2 separate regions of the Homo sapiens genome follow, and region 2 is linked to region 1. The links are chromatin contacts, found by Hi-C or POLR2A ChIA-PET in ENCODE. All regions are on one chromosome and are shown on one strand. The core of a region is the stretch at or near the end of the contact, and the rest is flanking DNA. Distances in the headings are between cores, read along the strand shown.

The links. A loop is a pair of places that touch in the nucleus more often than their neighbours do. ChIA-PET counts read pairs that join two places held with the same protein, here RNA polymerase II (POLR2A). Pooled maps may share reads with other maps.
Region 2: POLR2A ChIA-PET joins it to region 1 with 11 read pairs in Panc1. The contact joins two enhancer-like sites. A Hi-C loop is called at or near these places in 1 of 50 pooled maps. POLR2A ChIA-PET finds 5 or more read pairs at or near these places in 2 of 52 experiments (H1 and Panc1).

The regions. Positions count from the first base shown.
Region 1 is chr6:111,842,543-111,845,123 of GRCh38, forward strand. The region is part of intron 2 of FYN (FYN proto-oncogene, Src family tyrosine kinase); the gene reads right to left. Among named protein-coding and RNA genes, the nearest start is that of FYN, 30 kb to the right of the region's middle. RefSeq lists an enhancer at 359-468. Within about 2 kb of position 1,294, at least 10 of the 41 ENCODE cell types and tissues checked have a DNase peak (open chromatin) inside an H3K27ac peak, as active enhancers do.
Region 2 is chr6:111,949,627-111,952,207 of GRCh38, forward strand. No RefSeq gene overlaps it. Among named protein-coding and RNA genes, the nearest start is that of LINC02527, 42 kb to the left of the region's middle. Within about 2 kb of position 1,277, at least 2 of the 41 ENCODE cell types and tissues checked have a DNase peak (open chromatin) inside an H3K27ac peak, as active enhancers do.

The sequences.
Region 1 (2,581 bases), core at 44-2,543:
CACATCCTCATGTCACCCCAGCAACCAGCACTGTGAGGCCTTTGGATACCCCATGTAAACACTGCTGGCCTCTGACCCCGGAAATCTTATTCTTCCCACAAAAGAAAAAACTTGTATGAATTAATTTTCCCACCTCTTAACCAGCTGCATAGAAATCATGCGGACATGGCTTTAAAGCTGGATTCCTGATGCGGCCTCAAATTTCTAACCCTCGATTACTTAGAATTAGATTTTCCCCCCACAAGACAATTATCCCCACACTAAGAATCTAGGAGGTTTTTTATCATTTCTCTTGGGACTTATTAAAACCAAAGAAACACTGAAAAATGGAGCAACTTCCATGTACATTCTACATTAACAGACCAACACATTTCAAAGAACTCACTCACTCAGAGGAAAAGTAAACAATTCTAAGGCAGGAGGTAATTTTTCTTTTTACTTTTCTTTTTGAATGACAATTTTTGTTTCGGAAGGCCTCTGTGTCTATCAAATAGGCAGTAGTGTTTGTGGCCATATTTGTGGCCTGAACGCAGCTGTCTAAACCCTGCAAACAGTTGGAATGACACTGCAGGAATTCTCGGTCTCACTGAAACTGCAGAAATGGCAGGGGCCTCTCTCATGGCAGGCACTGAAATACCTTTAATCACACCAGACAAAGGCCATCCAGGATGCACGGAAACCAAACCTCTCTCCTCAGCCCTTTGAGAGTAGTTGAAGTGGATATTATTTTAATCAAATCCTTTTAAATCACTAAATAGGATGACTCCATTTAATTAGCTTTTTACACAAAAAGCACATTTTTGTTCTGATACAACTTGATTACATATTTTTCAATTTTTAAATGGGTATGGGTTTCACTTTTTAAAAATACACTTTATACACTTAAAGCAATGATATCTGGAACTGTAACCCTCAAGAATTCTAAAAGATTCTGTGGAAAAGAAAATATTTGCTTTAATGTTTCCCTTGTGCACTACTGCGTCCCCCTCTTTTATCTTTGAACTCTCTTTGCTTGCCCAGATTAGTTCAATTTTAAGAATGATCTGTTCATTTGTCTGCTTGAAACTTTGTACTTTTGGGGAGCAAGTCAAGGAATGATGGTCTTATCGCCACATAATGCTATTAACAAGCATGGTTTCCACTCATTCATGCCTGCTCAATTTTTTAAGAGGGCCTACTATGAGTTAGGCACTAGGCTTGGCACAGATAAGGATTCTGAGCTGATAAAGCCTGCAGTTCCACAGTGAACACTGCTGTCAGACAGTCACTGCACAGATAACTATGCAACCACAATGACAGCTTTGAAGCGGCCGTGGCGATAGGGCAACCCCATCCAGCCTGGGCCTTTAGGGGAGTGTCAAGGAAGAGCTCTCTAAAAAGTAACAAATGCCGCTTTCTTAGAACTTACGAAACTTAAAAAAAAATAAGGCACACAAACATATTGTCTCAAATATTATATAAACTCCAAAGTAAGGTGGGGTATGGGAAGGGGAAAGCTCTGAGCCCAGACAGATCTGAGTAGAATCCTTACTATAACTACAGCACCTTGAGCCTCTCATAGCTCCCTCACAGGACTGCTGTCACAGTGAAGTGTAACATAGATGATATAAAGCACTCTGCATAGCAGAAGTTCAATAAACCATAGATATTAATTAATACAGAATTTATGCTAACTTGTCTTTGAGCTTTAGCATGTCAAAATAAAGCTAATTTTCCACTTCTGTCTTTACAAAAACGTTCAACTAAAAGAGGAAACTTAAAAATCCACATGAAGAACAAACACTGTAACTTTGGCAATTTTTCTCCACTGGAGTTGGCCAACAGGTATCATTTACTTATACAACAGATGCACATCCTATATTAGATTCTTCTGGATAGGTAAACACAGACAAAAAGAAAAGTTGATAGATCCGTGTTCAACAGTGTTCTACCAGCAACAGAAAAAGGTTCTGAAAGTGGAACTTCTAGAATAGAGCTTTTAAAACAGCAAACTCCCCTAAGGCAATGATTGTTTTTCAGGTCATCAACTACTTGACTGAGGAGAGGGTGCAGGCAGAGCCTTTCAGAGGTGCCTCAGACTCACTCCATCCAAGCAGCATTTCTACCCGTTTAGCTTCTCTTAATCTGGATTCCCTGTGCACTTACAGACATCCACACCACGGGTCAGTCACCCGTGTTCACTCTTTTGTTAGACACTCATTGCTCCTTCAGTCCCAATCCATAACTGGTCTTACCTGGCATTCTTTAGACTGGTGGCCAACAGCCCTTTTTCCATTTTAATTCAAGACCCAAGTCAGAAAACAAAAACAAAAACAAAATGTATTTGGTTTGTGTTTTTCAATTTAAAAGCGAGTAATTTTACTTGGTCCTGTGAAAGGGACCACTTTACTGATAAGAAAAATGAAACTTGGGGAGGAGAAATGATTTTTCTAAGGTCTAACAGGAAGTTAACAGCAGAAGTGAAGCAAAATTGAACACATTCCATTCAGTGCCCCCCACACCCCACTAACTGAGCCCTGCTGTTTGCCCGGCATGGGGCCAGGACTGGGAACCCAGATGAATGGACTTCCCCCTCCTGTGG
Region 2 (2,581 bases), core at 27-2,526, 110 kb after region 1:
GATTTGGAGCATGGGCAGAATTCGGCACACCATTGCTGACCAGAAGATGGAGGTGCCATGTGAGAGGAAACTGCAGTTGCCTCTAGGAGCTGATGGAGGCCCCCAGCTGGTGAGCAAGCAAGAACCTCATTCCTATAATTGCAAGACAATGGATTCAGCCAGCAACCTGAATGAGCCTGAAATGAATTCTTCCCCAGAGCTTCCAGATAAGAGCCTGGCATGGCTGACACCTTGATTTTGGCCTTGGGAGACACCTGAGCTAAGAACTCCGTTGACCCATGCCAGATTTCTGACCTACAGAACTGTGAGCTAATACGCTTCTGCTGCTTTTAGCCACTGTATTTCTGGTAGTTTTTTATGACAGCAGTATAAAACGAAAACACAGGACAATGGCAATGCATTTGGAGAGGGCAGTGACCTTTTCTAGCTGAGGGCGTCAGGACCCCTTCCCCCACATTCCTTCCTCCCTTCCTCCCTCCCTCCCTCCCTCCCTTCCTTCCTTCTTTCCTTCCTTCCTTCCTTCCTTCCTTCCTTCTTTCCTTCCTTCCTTCTTTCCTTCCTTCCTTCTTTCCTTCCTTCCTTCCTCCCTTCTTTCCTTCCTTCCTTCCTCCTTTCTTTCCTTCCTTCGCATTCTTCATTTGGTTCTGTGAGCTGTGCAAGCATCTTACAATAAAATTCCCTCTTCCTGCTTAAGCCAGCAGATTTTTTTCTGTTGCTTATAACCAAAAGAGCCTTAACATAAGGAACTGTGGACTTGCATGACCTGTGACATCAAGTACCACAGTGTAATTCTGGTACTCGAAAATGTGGCTCTGTGAAGACTTTTGAGAGATTCAGTGAATTTTGGAAGGTCCTAGAACCTTAAATGGAGTAAAGATTATTGAAAAATATCTACTTTCTTGTTGACTACTTAAAATTACATTTGAAGGTACTATTTAGACATGACGGAGGAGAATATCAACTTTGGTCTCCAGATATGCCTACCCACGTAAATCCACACTACATTGTGCATAAATAGAAATACTTTGCAATAGTCCTGTCCATTTGGTTAGGGCACAGCCTCTGAAGCTCCCTGGAAGCCTGAAGATGAGTTTACATTGGGTTAAAGCCAGGTCAAGCCAGAGCATGGTTGGCTGCTTCAGGCATTTGTGGGCCAGAGGCCCCATGAGAGTGTTCCTACCCCCACCTAGCTCCAGCTGGCTGCCCATACAATGGAGCACAGACCCCAGCAGGGACCCTGCCAACCTGGCTACTTGCCAGGCAGAGCGAGGGAGCAAAATGACAGAGATGTCCAGGTGCAGACAGCTGGCTTGGCAGAGGAGGACCGACTGATTGACACAGAGGAAGAGGGAGGCAAGCCATGGGCACCGTCCAGATCCTGGGAATCCGCCTATGCCTAGACTCCCAGGCTGCAGCGAAGAGTCACCCTGCATCCTTCAGGGTCAGTCAGAGGAGACGATGGCATGGCCCGCCAGCTCCCTTTGCACTCTGCTGCCATAGGGTGGGACTGGGATTGAAGCAGATGTAGGGAAGGGAGAATGAGCAGAGGGAAGGTGCCTCCCTTTAACGCTTAAATGTAGCAAAGAAAGTCCCTCTGGGTTAGTGCTTGCTTGGAGATGAGAGCAAGCCTGAGGTCCATACGCCTTCTCTCCAGATGTTTCTGAGTATGCCACAGAGTATTATAATCTTTTTCTCTAAAATAATATTCTTGGTGTGGAAAGCGTAACTCAGTTAGTTAGAGACAATGAAATACAGTCTTTTCTGGGTGGGGTCAGTGGAAAAAGAAAGAGGACAAGGCCAAGGAGGGGGAGAAAGGACTGTGTGTAGCTGCACCTAAGCAGGAAAAAAAAGCCACCGGGTCTTGGCCATTCTCCTGAAGGAGCAATTCTAAAAAGTAGAATGTACTTAGGTTTTGGGAGGGCTCTCCCTGGGGCACAGAAACAGAAAACCCGAGCACTTGTAGGAGGTTGATGCGCTGCCCTGTTACCCACCCAGTGCAGGTAGGAAGTTGCCGGCCGGGCCCGGGAACCTGAGGACCGCCTGCCTGATGTCAAGCTGCCAGCCAAGCCTCCTGCAATAATTAGGTGGACTTGGATAGAACCCAGCAAATTGATCCTACTTGCCTGTCTTTCTACACTTGGGTTTTGATTTTTTTTTTCTTTTCCTCCAGCCAGTTTCTTTGGAGCTTATTGTGTCCGTTTATAGTATTTCTTCACAATGGGAAAGAAGTAATAAATTGGCTGGATTCCTAGCTGAAAGTCAATCTTGGTATTCCATTGATAGGAAAACCTCTTATCTCCCCTCCTCTTTTCCCAAGAGAGTCTATATATTAGGCATTTTGCCATTTTCAGATCTTTCCCCAGGCTTTAAAGCAACTAGATAACCATCTTTTAAGATAAAGGATACATTCTTTGATGGCTAGACCAGAGAATAAAATATTTGGGATTTTTATTTTTTTGCTTCTGTTCATCTACTTAGAGTCTTTCAACATTTACCTCCTCTAACATCAGTTCTTTTAAAAAATAGAGACCCTAATTCCAATCATTTTCTTCACAGTTCCAGAGGAGATTAATGTTTATGG